Regions from separate parts of the Homo sapiens genome. Here regions 1, 2, 3 and 5 are each linked to region 4. A link is a contact called in ENCODE Hi-C or POLR2A ChIA-PET data. All regions are on one chromosome and are shown on one strand. Each heading gives the region's core, a stretch centred on a gene start or an enhancer-like site at or near the end of the contact. The rest is flanking DNA. Distances are from core to core; before and after follow the strand shown.

What was found. Hi-C counts contacts between places; a loop is a spot of excess contacts on that map. ChIA-PET counts read pairs that join two places held with the same protein, here RNA polymerase II (POLR2A). Pooled maps may share reads with other maps.
Region 1: a loop to region 4 is called in a pooled map, with 5 times the contacts of the local background. The contact joins the promoter of ROR1 here to the promoter of CACHD1 in region 4. A Hi-C loop is called at or near these places in 2 of 50 pooled maps. POLR2A ChIA-PET finds 5 or more read pairs at or near these places in 2 of 52 experiments (PC-9 and WTC11).
Region 2: a loop to region 4 is called in a map of uterus, with 5 times the contacts of the local background. The contact joins the promoter of LINC01359 here to the promoter of CACHD1 in region 4. A Hi-C loop is called at or near these places in 1 of 168 maps with a recorded cell type or tissue (uterus) and 5 of 50 pooled maps. POLR2A ChIA-PET finds 5 or more read pairs at or near these places in 1 of 52 experiments (HEK293).
Region 3: a loop to region 4 is called in a map of CD8-positive, alpha-beta T cell, with 2.8 times the contacts of the local background. The contact joins the enhancer-like site here to the promoter of CACHD1 in region 4. A Hi-C loop is called at or near these places in 2 of 168 maps with a recorded cell type or tissue (CD8-positive, alpha-beta T cell and naive thymus-derived CD4-positive, alpha-beta T cell) and 12 of 50 pooled maps. POLR2A ChIA-PET finds 5 or more read pairs at or near these places in 1 of 52 experiments (activated CD4-positive, alpha-beta T cell).
Region 5: a pooled map shows a loop between it and region 4 (5-fold over the local background). The contact joins the promoter of AK4 here to the promoter of CACHD1 in region 4. A Hi-C loop is called at or near these places in 5 of 50 pooled maps.

Annotation. Positions count from the first base shown.
Region 1 is chr1:63,772,684-63,775,383 of GRCh38, reverse strand. It overlaps ROR1 (receptor tyrosine kinase like orphan receptor 1), which reads right to left and starts at 1,367. Exons shown (of 9, transcript NM_005012.4): 1 at 876-1,367. The coding sequence starts at 966. RefSeq lists an enhancer at 1-306 and silencers at 172-466, 1,251-1,300.
Region 2 is chr1:65,001,167-65,003,866 of GRCh38, reverse strand. LINC01359 (long intergenic non-protein coding RNA 1359) reads left to right here and starts at 1,391. Exons shown (of 7, transcript NR_119383.1): 1 at 1,391-1,538. It also overlaps a transcript of JAK1 not described here. RefSeq lists a silencer at 1,026-1,165 and an enhancer at 1,296-1,375.
Region 3 is chr1:65,063,332-65,066,031 of GRCh38, reverse strand. It overlaps a transcript of JAK1 not described here. Among named protein-coding and RNA genes, the nearest start is that of MIR101-1, 6.2 kb to the right of the region's middle. Within about 2 kb of position 1,314, at least 3 of the 41 ENCODE cell types and tissues checked have a DNase peak (open chromatin) inside an H3K27ac peak, as active enhancers do; they include CD8-positive, alpha-beta T cell, where a contact is called at or near this core.
Region 4 is chr1:64,468,717-64,471,416 of GRCh38, reverse strand. It overlaps CACHD1 (cache domain containing 1), which reads right to left and starts at 1,288. Exons shown (of 27, transcript NM_020925.4): 1 at 475-1,288. The coding sequence starts at 672. It overlaps LOC107984966 (a long non-coding RNA gene), which reads left to right and starts at 1,392. Exons shown (of 2, transcript XR_001738100.2): 1 at 1,392-2,231. RefSeq lists a silencer at 959-1,078.
Region 5 is chr1:65,146,939-65,149,638 of GRCh38, reverse strand. AK4 (adenylate kinase 4) reads right to left here and starts at 1,436. Exons shown (of 5, transcript NM_013410.4): 1 at 1,087-1,436. The coding sequence starts at 1,231. RefSeq lists enhancers at 1-187, 188-906 and silencers at 500-779, 840-1,139, 1,520-2,019, 2,030-2,269.

The DNA.
Region 1 (2,700 bases), core at 118-2,617, 700 kb after region 4:
CTCAGCCGGGCTCTTCCCTCTCATTGTGTACCGGCTCAGACGCAGCAAGGACCCCAGCTTCCCGCAGCGAACTAAGACGCTCCGGCTTGCGGTGAAGTCTTTCTCTAACTGTTGCGATTGTCTTTAGAGATTACCAAAATCAAATATGCATTAGATGGCTTTTCCCCCTCTTGTTTGTAACACGCACACACACACGCGCGCGCGCGCGCGTGCACACCCAAAGCACTTTGGAGCCGCAGGCCGCCTCTGACAGCACATTTTGCACAAAGTGGCAGCGGCTGCAGCGGCGCACAAGTTTTGGCCTCTATGATGACTCTCGGGAGGGCCGGAGGGCCGGGGGCGGTGGCGATGCGAGGCCGCCGGAGCCCCAGGAGGACAGGGCTTTTGTTTGCGTCGATCCGCGAGCCGCCTGGGCTCTGGCGAGCACCACTGAAAATCCAAACTCCCTCCTGGACCGCGCCTTCCGGGCCGGCTCGCAACTTGGGGGCAGGATAGACTTGCCTGAACACCGGCTGGGGCGCGCTAGAGGTCCAGGGAGACAAGGGGGGACGCCCTGCACAGAAGTGCCCCGATCACCCCCAGGACCCTCAAACCCCTCCACGCTTCCTGTCAGCGCTGACAATCGCTGCTGCGCACCGAGGAACGAGTCCCTGGGCGCGCCCCGGCCCGCCGCGGGGCTCCGGGGCAAACCCTGGCCTGGCGGGGCTCCGGGGCAAACCCTGGCCTGGCGGCGCCGGCGAGCCCCGTGGCGGGTGGCCGGACGCGCCCCGGAGCCAGCGCGGCGCTTCCTGCGTGTCCCGCGCCCGGCTGGACGGCGGAAGGGTGGCCACGGGTCAGGGGGTCTGGGCGGGCGGGGGCCGGCGGGCGCCTCTTACCTTGGGCAGCAGCCCCGCGTGCGGCCAGCAGCAGCGCGGCCAGCAGCGCCAGGAGCGGCGGGCGCGTCCCGCGGCGGCGCGGCCGGTGCATTCCTCCTCTCGCTGAGGCGGCGGCGGCGGCGGCTCCCAGGCCGCGCGCAGAACATCCACGGGCTCTTCCCGGGCTCCCGGCCGCCTCGTCCCGGCCGCTGGCGCTCGCAGGACGCCGGGGACGTCTGCAAAGCTCTTTGTCCCTCTAACCTGCTCCCTCGCCTCCGCCTGGCCGCCTCTGGATGCCGCGAGCGCGATCCCTTCCCAGCCCTCTGGCTGCAGCCTCGCCTGGGCCGGCGGGTCAGTCCCAGGCTGTCCGGGTCGCACCAGTGGGCGTGAGTCGCCCTGGGTCGGACTCCGAGAACAGCGCACCCTGCGCCCAGGGGCTGCCGTCCCGGGGCTCCCTCGGCGGCGGCGGTGGCGGCTGCTCCAGCTCTCCACGCTCCCTCTCTCGCTCAACTTGTCACTTTCCACCAACTCTCCAGCCCAGCGCCCCAGCCCCGACCAATGGGAGACGCGGCCCAGGCTGGCGACCCAGCGCCCTCTGCTGCAGCCTCTCAACGCCCGCACCCTCCCCGACTTCGCAGAAAGCGGTCGCGGCTCCCGCGTCTCGGGCACGCTCCCTCCCCTCCCCTCCCCCACACTCCTCAAACTCGCCACCGAACCGAGCGCCGGGGACCTTCGAGGCTACTTGACAGAAGGGGAAACCGAGGCTCAGAGAGACTTATCCGGGATCTCAAGCCAGTTCGTGGCTGGACGACAGTAGACCCAGGTTCTAGCAGCCTCAGCTGTGTCACTGTTAGCTGTGTGACTCTGGGTAATGGCACATTTATTGCTATCATACAATTTCCCTTTTGCTTTCTTCTTGGACCCAAGAGTTGAGAGAGTTCTTACACAAGTAATTTATACTTCGCCTTTTTGTCTTTAATTTGTAGTCTCACTGAATTCAATGTCATCTGTACTGCCTCCTGGCAAGATTTATTGAGGATTATCTGTGGTTATTTTTGCCAATGTCCCATGGTTTTTTGAAAGGTGTTTTTGTCTTCCGAATGTGAAGATAGAATACTGTATCGATTTATCTTCTTTGTATTCATTATTTTTTCAGGCCTTCTGAATCTTTGCATGTTTGTTTGTTTGTTTGTTTTTTGTCTAGCTGCTCTGCCATGAGCCAAGGGATCATTAAAGACCTCTACAATGAGTGTGTTTTTGTCCATTTCTCCTGGTTTAACTTTATGGATTTTGTAATTCATAAATACCCATAATGATTTGACTTTCCCTGTAGAGACTGCCTTTGATCATAAAAAGTGGTGAGCGCCTGCTGTTTTCAGGGCTGTGCTCTAGGCTCTGAAGATGCAAGGGTAATAGGACACCTGTCAGTCTTGCTCTGGAGGAACAGGAAGAAGCCCATAGTCTCTCAATAATCACGTGGCCACTTACTAAATACCTCCTGTTTGCCTTGTGTTTTATATGCATTTGCTCACAAATCCTCCATTGACACTAAAAAGAGTCATTAAAAGTATATACTTCTTAGCTGTTTTACATATATTATCCCCATATTACAGTTTTAGAAATTGAAACTCAAAGGGAAAGTAAATGACTTGCCCACAGTCTCACAGACATGGGGTAGCCAAGCCAGCACTCAGGCTGTTTCCACTGAGAGAGTTAAAGCCTGTAACCAGAGCCTGGCACATGATAAGCACTCACTCGGGAGTTGTTGCTGTTGCAGTAGCCTCTAAGAACCCAGCTTTAGGGTTTTAAAATGAACAGTCACTTCATGGAGGGCGAGGACTCTGTC
Region 2 (2,700 bases), core at 142-2,641, 530 kb before region 4:
ATTTGAGTGCATGGATTGCATTTGGGGATTGCTGTTTTCTTTTTTGTTTTGTATGTTTGCTTTAGATGCGTAGACAGAGGGAGTGGAGTAAGGCTTTACAGAGATTACTACAGAAGGCATTTTTTTTTTTCATAAAGAGGGGAAAACGCACCCATCTCATAACAAGAATTTGGAGTCAAAACGAGACAGATTCCATTCCTGCCTTCCACATTAATTAGCTAGGTGACTTTGGGCAAATCACTTAACCTCTAGGTTTTCTCATCAGCAGAATGAAAGCGTTGGCCTATAGACACCCATTTAAATCCCTCCTCCAAATACTCATTCGTTCGATATTTTCTCAGTGTCTACTAAGCACAATCATTGTTAATAAACACTATGATTCTTGGAGAGCTCCAAATCGTGTCTCTGCTTTTAAGCATCATTCCCCTTCCTCCTTTAAAACCAGCGCCTGACTTCTCCCCCAAACAAATCGAAACACTTTTACCGTCTGAAAATGTACATGGGAAAAGAAACGCGTTTCATTGCAGTCACCCGGCGCCAACCTAGACCTGGCGGGCCAGCGAGCTCGTGAGATTTTCTTTCTTTCTAAAGGACAATCTCCACATTTTAAAGGGCAACCCAGTTACCCGAAGAAATACAACTTAAAGGGCGCCTGGAGCCAGGCCGGGACACCCACCCACGCTTTTCTAGGCTGAGGAAACCTGGGAAACTTTTGGGCTCCCGCCGAGTCACGCGGCTGTTCCACGGTAAGAATTGTGCAATGGGGCGAGTCAGGCGGGCGTCCTAGTAGGGAAGAAGCGGGGGAGGCTGCTGCGGTGCCAATGCTTTTCTTAAAAAAAAAAAAAAAAAAAAAGCTAGGTTGTCTCACGCCGTGCGAGGCGCGACGGCGCGGCCGGACAGCCCGGTTCCCGCTGGCCCCAAGCCCGGGCCAAGAAAGCATCGCTTCCCCGCCGGGACCTGGAAGGAGCAGCGCGTGCGTGCGTCCCCTCCCGGGGGCAGAGACTGCCCGCCCGCCACAGCGCTTTCCTGGGACTCTGCGAGGGGCCGGGGTGCGAGCGGGAACTGCGGCAGGCGCAGACTGGCCACATCGATCGTGGCGGGGAAGTCCGGGCTCGCGCTTTCGGTAAGAGCGCCCGGGCTTCCAACTGCGCGGTGCCCCCGCCTCCGCCGCCGCCGGCCAGGCTCGCACTTTCGGATGGTGACGCATCCAGCTGGCTCCGCGGAAGCCTGCGCTGAAACCTGGAGCCCTCCGGGGTGGCCTACTCCTCAGCGCTGCGTTACTGAGCGCTCCCTGGGTGCAGGCTTGGTGATCCAAGTTTGGTCACAGTCATCACTTATGTCACTATCCTTGTGATGTACATACTATAATTAGCGTCACTTAGAAGTGAGGAAACAGGCTCCAAAAGCTTGTTACTTGCTTGTAGTCAAACAGAAGGCAGAGCTGCGAATCAAATCCAGGTTTGTCTCGACATGCCACTAGCTCATACTTCCCTTGGATCAGCCACTAAATGGCTTTCACTCCAGTGAGCAGCGACCAGGTAACACATAGGACGGGTGCGTGGCGGTACCGAGCCCACTGCCCAGGGGCAGCGGGGGCGCTTGCTTCTGGCTGGGGCTCACTCATTTGCCCAAATGGGCTGTAAAATATATACATACACACCCATATATGTGCATATATACACATACGTATATACACACAAACATACGTATATACGTGTGTGTGTTTGTGTATACATACATATTGGACAGCATACCGCAGACTCTGAGCCTCAGTTTTCAATCTTGTATTGGGATCAGGGCACCTATTGTAAGGAGTAGTTGGAAGATGAAATAAGATAGTTTTAACATAGATGCCAGCATCTCGGGGACGCCTGATATATGCCATTTTGCTCTTTTTGCAGCACTCCTGGGGACATCAGGGCACTCACGCTCCTTAACACTGGACAGGAGACCTGCGCAGTCATTCTAGGTCAACACCCTCTCTGACAGACTAGGAATTTAATCCACTCAACGGGAAAATCACTTACCTGCATCACCATCTAGTTACTGACAGACACCAAGCTAGGGTTCCTGCTACCCCTCAAACACACATACCACACACTCACACTCAAACACTTGCTGCCCCTCAAACACACATACCACACGCACACACACTTGCTGCCTTTCAGGCACACATACCCCCCCCCCCACACACACACTTTCTACCTCTCAAACACACATACAACACACACATTTGCTGCCTCTCAAACACACATATCACGCACACAAACACACTTGCTACCTCTTAGACATACAACACACACACTACCACACACACACGCACACATGCACCCCCTCTTTTCCTCCTGGAAGATTCAGACCAGCTCTGGGGCCTGAACGTGACTTCCTCCGAGCGTTGGCAGTGGCGTGGGTGGGGACCTCCGGGAAGGCGAGCAGAGGAAATCAGTCACTGCACTCGCCGCCAGCCAGCGCACAGGGAGAGGGGGACCCAGCCCAGAGGTCCCGCCCCCAGCTCCGCAGGAGGCCTCTGCTGGCGGAGGCTGGGCCCCTTTTGGTAACAAGGGGAATCACTGCAGCCCAGTGAAAGATAAACGCGTGGGTCGGGCTGTGGAATGTCCAAAATTATGAAGATTAAGGAAACAGGCTTTAGGATTCACTTGAAAAGTGAAATCGGCGAATGAAAGTTTTCTAACATGATGA
Region 3 (2,700 bases), core at 65-2,564, 590 kb before region 4:
TCACCTGCTGATTTAATTTGGCATGTCTGTCCCCAGCCCCCCTTTCCCCCGGCAAGTTGTGATCTGCAGATGTTTTGGGATTTTCTCTTCCCTCTGGACCTGTCCCCCACCAACCAGCAAATAGCTCCTGGGCCTAGGTTGAGGGAGAGAGAGAAGTGACCCCCTTTGGCCAGTGCGCTGTTTTTTATTCCCCTCTGGGTCTTCTAATGGAATCTGCTGTCCCTCCGTAGCCCCCTTTATTTTCCCCTTAAGCTTAACCCAGAGCCAGGCCTAAGCAGCCTGTCTCTGGCTTTCTTTCCCCAGGCCCCACCCTGGCCCCTTTTGCTTTTCCAGCGCCAAAAAAAACGCCTCCCAAGCAGAAGACACACCCAGCCCAAGTCTAACCATTCCAAAAGGGAGGAAAACACAGAGGAAGAGCAGGGACCCAAGGGTCTCCTGTCCTGAATATTCCAACAGCGTTTCCCTCTAAAAGCCTCCTAGCTTTATAATCCCTTTATTCTGCTTACCAGTCGACCCTCCCCTCCTCTTTGCCCCTTGTTCTGTGATAGATATTTGGGGAGAGGGGTGGAGAAAGAGGTTGTCACCCTCTGTTCCTTACAGTGAGGCATTTTTCTTTTTCTCAGTCTTTTCATTTATTAGATGTTTAGCATGTAAAATATGTAAATCTGTTTGCAGGCTTATTTGAACTTGTTTTCTTGCTGGCTAAGGAATAGCTGATATTCTATAAAGGGAAGGAGGGGGGAAAAGATCAAAAGTAACACTCTGAGTTTTCCCCATTTGAGCATCCCCAGAGTTGCCAGAGAAGACCCTCCTATAAAAACCAACAGTCTCCCTTCCATGACATCACCACCTAAGCCCTTCCAACTTTAGCTTCAGAACAGGAAGAAGGCTCAAAATAGAACTACCTTAGGAATCCAGCTCCTTGAAAAGATCAACTTTTAAATCAGCTGCAGGAGGAACACAATGAACTTTGACATGGGGAGTGAGAAGGGAGAGAAGACTGTATAGTGTTCATAATTGGTTCCTTTGAGGGAGGGTTGGGGGATACTTACCGTGTATTTCAGAAAAGCTTTCCTCTAGAGTTGGGTACCTAGACCACTGAATGATAAATAGGATGGTTCAAGATTCATTTATTGAATTATTCATAAGTTTTTGTACGTCAACAATAACAAGCACGTTTCAGAATATGAATTAAAGAGGGGCCTCTCTGCAGAATCTGCTCTAGATAGAGAAGGTTGTTTCAGGAAGCTAGGAGGGCACTTGAAGACAGAGAACCTGAGGATGCAGTGACAGCTGCTGTGAGTATGTAAGTTGAGAGGCTCATAAACAATAATTGTGATAAACAATAATTGTAACTTTTGTAGGTGACTGATACCCTGGACAAAGAAGTAAGGATGTCAGGATTTTCCACCTCTACCTTGGAAATTAACTTCTTGTCTTTGAATCTCACTCAGTGTCTCCATTCAGTCCCTGAATTGAGATATGCTTTCCTCTCTGAGCTAAAATACTCAGTCTTTTGGAAGGGCTACCTAATAAACGATAATCACTGAAGTGTTGACAACTTAAAGATTGGAAGTGGAGCAGAAAATACTTGGTATAATTTGAGCACTTGGTGGGTGCTGTAAGATGACTTTCTGGTTGATGGGGTAACATCTTTTACTCTGGTTCGGGTTTAAAAGAATCCAGGTGACAGAGACAGGATACCTGCCCTAATATGGTAGCCACTAGCCACGTGGCTATTAACCACCTGAAATATGGCTAGGGTGAGGAAGAGCTCAATTTTAAATTTTATTTAATTTTAGACTTTGATAACTTGATTTAGTTATTGGAAAGCTTATTTATATTTGGAAACATACTTGAGCTTACGCATCTACTTTTGAAACTAAGTGTTTTGAAATCCAAACGCAAATTAAGTATTTTGATGAAAATTTAGAATTGGGATATGTAAGTGCAAAGTAATCTTCAGATTTCAAAGAATGCAAAAAAAGTAGAATAGCCCATTAATTTTATGTTGATTCCATGTTCAGATGATAATATTTTAGATATATTGGGTTAAATGAATATGCTATTAATTCCACCTGTTTATTAGTGTGGCTACTAGAGAATTAAAAATTACATGTGTAGCTTGCATTATATACTTCATTGGACAGCTCAGGCCTGCATTACTCCTTTTCATCTATGAATTAATTTCTTTTCTTTTTTTCTTTCTTTTTTTTTTTTTTTTTTTGAGATAGAGTCTCTCTCTGTCTTCCAGGCTGGAGTGCAGTGACGCGATCTTGGCTCACTGCAACCTCCACCTCCCAGGTTCAAGCGATCCTCTTGTCTCAGCCTCCAGAGTAGCTGGGACTACAGGTGTGTGCCACCACGCCCGGCAGATTTTTTGTATTTTTAGTAGAGATGGGGTTTCCCCACGTTGGCCAGGCTGGTCTTGAACTCCTAAGCTCGGGTGATCCATCCGCCTTGGCCTCCCAAACTGCTGGGATTACAGGCATGAGCCACTGTGCCTAGCCCCATGGATTAATTTCAAAAGTGGTGACTGTATGAAATATTGTTATTTCATGTTTGTGTTTCTATTTTCCACTGCTGTGTTCCATGTGATGATTGGGGACCCCAAGTATTACATTATTACTGTTATATTAGGGAGATTAGTGTAAAAGTCCAGGGTTCTAGAACGGCTAGCAGGGGTGTCATGGGAAAATT
Region 4 (2,700 bases), core at 39-2,538:
CGCGAGGACGCGGTCAAGGGGGTGGGGTGGGGACTTCGGAAAATCGTCCGAGCCAGACGGGGCTGGCTGCTCTGGGATGGGGACACAAAGGGGGAGTTTGCAGGCGTGGCAGGGTGAAAACAAGCCTACATGGGAAATGTGTGCAAATTAGAGAAGACGTGCGAGGAAACTGGAGAATCCTTGACGAGATGAAGGCGCTGGTACTCAGAAGAGGGGGGCTGTGCAGGGTCAAGTGGGTTCCGTGCAGAGGGCAGGGGATTCTCCAGAGAAGGGCAGGGGTAGACGAATGCATGGAAGAAGAGTTGGTGTATTGTCAGGGGGTCTGTGCAGAGGACAGAGGGGTCCGACGGGAAGCCGGGCTCTATGTATGCAAGGAGCCGATGCACACAGTCCAGGGGACTTGTACCGGGAGTGGGATGGGAGTTTGAGCAAAGGAGAAAGGCGGGATGTCTGGCCAGCTCGGGGGCCACTTACCTGCATGGTGACGACCCCCAGCTCCTCGGCCGCCAGCCTCCGCATCTGGCTCGCCAGCACTTGCGCCTCGTCCAGGATGGAGAAGTCGGCTTCGGCCCCGGCGCCCAGGAGCCAGCACGCGACCAGGCAGAGCAGCCAGAGGGGCGGCCGCCGCGCCCGGGCCACGGCCGTCTCCTCTTCCTCCGGCTGGCGGGCCATGCTGCCTCCCCCCACTCCCCGCCGACGGGCTCCGGGCGCGGGGAAGCGGGCCGCGGGAGGTGCCCCCCGCAAAAGCGCGGCGCACCCCGCAAAAGTTTCTTCCTCTGTTGCAGGCTCTGCTCCGCGCCGCGGTGGCGAAGGCTCCCAAACTTAGGGGGCGCCCGGCTACAGCGCGGGAGCGCGGGCGGCCACCATCGCGGGGCTCCGCGGCGGTGGGGGTAGGAGGCGGCCGCCCGAGCGGTCCCCGGAGCCCGGCGCCCACACGGGCCCCGCGGCGCAGAGGGCGTCTCCGAGAGCAGGGGCGCCCGCAGGCCGGGGTGCGCGGGCCCCGGGGCTGACAGTCGGAATCGGAGTCGGAGTCGGAGCCCGAGCCGAGCCGCGCGGCTCTCGCTTCCTGCGAGTCCCAGCGCAGCGAGCAGGCGGCGGCGAGGACTGACGGCGGCCCCCGGGGAAGAGGAGCGGCGGCCGGGCTGCGAGACTGGGGCAGCCACCCGAGCGAGGAGGGAAAGGGGAGGCTTCACAAACCCACACAACTGAAAGAAAGAAAGCAAGCGGTGGGGAAAGGGAGGCGTCTGGTGCCACCACGCTGCGCTCCGGCTCTGTGCACTTCCCGGCTGGGCCGCCGCGGCGGCTGCGGTGATTTATGGAACCAGCAAGAGAGGCGGGGAAATTCCCCCGGTTGCCCCTCCTCTCTCTCCCTGGCTCCCGCCTCAGAACCTGCCCCCCGGGACGCCGGGGGCCGGGGGACCAGCCTCTCTCTCTGCTCGGGGACCGGCCCAGCCCGGGCAGGGGAGCCCACGGACCTTCCCGTGGCTGGAGACGGAGACCCCCGCCAGCGCTCCCCGCCTCCGTCCGCGCCAGGGAGCCCACCCGGCCCAGGTTCCAGCCATCGAAAAGTCCTTTAAGTTCTAGGACGCTGGCTGTCTGCCTGGCAGCGGTTGGGGAAGAAGGGGACTGCCATGTGTAGGTCCACTCCCTCTCCTTGATGTTATTCATCACAATGGCTAGCTAGCGTTCCACCCACAGATTTCTGTTGCAACCAGCCACCGTGTGCCCGGCACTGGGCTCGGGGGTGTGCACATTATCCTTTAATCTCCGCGACATGCCATAGGAGGTACGTATCTTTATCCCAATTTTTTAGGTAACAAAGACTGAGGCTTAGAGAGGTGGAATAAATTGCCAGAGGTCACCCAGGGGATAAGAAACAAATCCAGAGTTTAAGCACAAGTCTTACTCCAAGGCTATTGCTCCTAAATACGATACAGTTCTCTCTGTCTCTCTTTGGAAATGAACCATCTGATCCCATCAAAAGCAAGAAAAAAGAAAAAGAACGACTGAACCGGAGTCCACCGCGCACACACCTGTTCTCCCAAGCATGGAGAGGCAAGGTTAACCTTCCTGTTTGTCCCTGACTACTGGCTCAGGCTCGCTGAGAAATCACCTGTTGGAAGCACCTGGAACAAGTCAACCTGCTGTGTGTGGAGAACAGCCACTCTCCCTTCCAAGCCCTGTGTGGTTGCTGCTTGCAGGTTCCTGGAGAACAGAGCCAACACTGGAAGGTTAAAGGACTAGTCCAGGGTTACCTAGCAGAGGTGGTAGCAGGATTAGAACCTGGATTTAGGACTCTTTTCATTTTACAGCAAAACCTTCTGTTTTACATCTTTGACTATATTGTATTAAAAAGTCATCTTCTCTTGTAAGCTCTCCCTGGCCCATTTTTACCTCATTGAGATCACTTCTCCATTCTCAACTCCCCTGCTAATTTTTGTATTTTTAGTAGAGACAGGGTTTCGCCATGTTGGCCAGGCTGGTTTCAAACTCCTGACCTCAGGTGATCCACCTGCCTCGGCCTCCCAAAGTGCTGAGATTACAGGCATGAGCCACTGCGCCTAGCCTGTGATGTTTGTTTTACATACTAAGGCAAGCATGTTGAGTGTGGGGACCAATCCCTTCACCTCCACATCATCCACACAAGCACATAGTAGTACTGGAAAAATGATTCTTGAGTTAATAATGAGGTAAAAACCT
Region 5 (2,700 bases), core at 187-2,686, 680 kb before region 4:
CCTTTTCAAGCCAGTCTGTGCTTCTGAAATGCAGATCTCCGGATAATTAGTCCATGATGGGCAATAACCAGCCCGGACATCCTTGAGAAGTACATCGACAGTAAAGGACCCCTGCTGGGAAGAACAACTTTTCATAAAGGAGTTGCTAATTACCAGCATCTCCATCCCAGAAGGGTTAAGAGCCTCGCAGCAGCACAACCGCTACCTCTCGCCTTTTAACGCCAATTCTTTCGGAACTGGTGTGAACGTGGAGTGGGAGGAGAGGGGGAAAGGGACGCACTCAACCCCGTCAGACTAAGAAATCAGGCGATCTATATATCCCCAAGTTCACCACGCCAGCCAAAGGAGGCATCTCATGCCAAGGGAGGCAGCTCAAGAAGCCATTTCCAGGAAAGCTGCATTACAAAATGTAATTTATCAGAACGAGTCTCCTCCGAGTCTCCTGACGGCCAGGCCCGGCGGCTTCGGGAGGGGGGGGAGTTGCTGGGGAGAGTTTACCTTAGAAGGCGACAACGAACAGACAGGCCTTTCAAAGCCACCCAGGGCTCTGCCCCGAGGCCCGAGGCTGCGTGGAGGGGCTGGAGAGGCGCGAGGCTGCGAGCCCCCCGGCGCCACAGGTTCCCCGGCGCGCGGCCCCGCCCGACTGCCACAGGTGGGCGGCGCTCCGCCTCTGGGCTCCCGCGGGAGGGGGCGCGCGGCTCTCTAGGGACTCGGGGGAGGGGGCCAGGGCTAAGGGGTACGGGGACGGCTCTGCCTTAAGGAGGGCAGCGTGAGACGGAAGCTCCGGGTTTTCCCTGCCTAGTTCTCGTTCCCTCGGCCGGGTGGCTCGGGCTATTCCTCGCGACAGGAGGAGCGGTGGAGAGGAGCCGTGGGCACCTCCCACCGGCCGCCCCTGGAGCCTCGGCCTCCTCCCCAGGCGCGGTTAAGCCGCGCGGCCGCCAGCTGCATGCGCCCCGGCACGTACGAGCCTGCACGACCACACGCGGGCGGGGGAAGGGCGCCGTGATCCGGGAGCCCCAGTCCCTCCAGGGCCTCACCCCAGCCCAACGCGGCTCGCCCCCGGCCCTCGTCCCCGCAGCCCCTCACCGGTGCTGGCCTTGATGTTCTCCCGCAAGAAGTGGCCGCTGGAGAGATGCTGGAGACCAAAGTTCTGGGCGATCCTCTGGCACACGGTGCCCTTGCCCGAGCCGGGCGGCCCGAGGATGACCGCGCGCAGGAGTTTGGAAGCCATTGCCTTCGCGAGGAGGGGGGCGGTCAAACGCGCAGCCCCGACCGCGGCCCCGGAGGAAGCCCCGGGAACTTTGTTTCTCGGCCCCCTACCTCTGGCACCCTCCGCTCTCACTGGGACTCGCCGGCCGCCCCTACAGGGGGAAGGAGAGACTTTTAAGACAACCCCTCCCCTCAGCCCAGCGCCGGGACCGAGTAGCAGGCGGACTGAGCGCCACGCTACACCTCCCCGCCCTTCTCCACCTCCTCGCCCTCCTCCACCTCCTCGCCCCCACGCAAAGCTGCTGAAGCGCGCCGTGCCCCGCCCTGCCGACTCGGCCTCCAGGGGTCAGAGGTCGGCCCGGCCAGTCCCACCTTCATCCTTAACTCCAGCTCGCTCCCCACGCCGCGTCCGAGAAGGGGGCCGGGCGGCCAGGCATCCCCAAGCCAGTCTCCGCCGAGCCGGGGAAGCTGGCACAAGCGGGGGTGACTCAAAGCCAGCCCCCGCCGCCCCACGCACCGGGCGGCCTAGGGGCTGAGCCCCTGCCCGGTCCTCGCACGTGGGCAACGTGTGGTCTGCGTCTCGTCCCCTCCCCGGCGGCTGTCACATCCCCCGGAGTCTCAGCTGCCGCCGCTGCCCGCCGCCCGCGCGCGCTCGGAGGGGCCCACCTCCGCCCGGGGTTGGCGGATGCGCTCCCCGGCCATGGGGCGCGCGACGAGCCCGAGCCCCGCGCCTCGCCACCAAAAGCAATCAAATAAACACACACCTTGGCTGGAGGCAGCACTCCGAGAGGCTTCCAGCCCGGATCCTGCAGGGCGGCGCCGCCTCCGCCCGCCCAGTCGCGGAGCCCCGGCCGGCCGCGCGGGACTCGCGCCTTACGTAAGCCCGGGAGACCGGCTCCGCGCGAGCCGCTGGCCGCCGCCCCCTCCCCTCCACTCCACTCCACTCCCACCCAGCCTGCCTGGCCCACGTGCTCCCTGCGACCCAGCGAGGGCTGCGGGGGCGAAGCGAGGTGCAGACCACGCGAGGTAGAGAAACCCCTTTTTTTCTTTCGCGGTCGCCTGGGGACCGCGGTCTACTGCAAGGGAAGGGAAAAATACAACTTGTTGAGCGCCTACTGTGCGCCAAGTTTGCGGCTAGGTGATTTCATTGTGTTTACAGCCGAGGAATGGAGCGTGACCATTCATTCATTGATTCATTCTGCAAATGTTTATTGAGTGCCTACTGTGTGCCAGAAACTATTCTAGGCGCTTAGGATCTAGCCGTGAACAACAGATCGAATCCTGCTCTCAAGAAATTGCGTCCTAGCGGGAGGCTGGAACCCAAGACTGACTGACTCCAAAGTCTAGGCGCCTTAGGGAACAGGGAAGAAGGGGATGTCCCTCACCTGTGTTCAGGACCTTCTTGGTAAATGATTCCAGGACTTCCATGCGCATTATGCTGGTGCTGCACCTATAACTCACCAAGTCCAAATGGAGTCTGTCTTCCCCCAC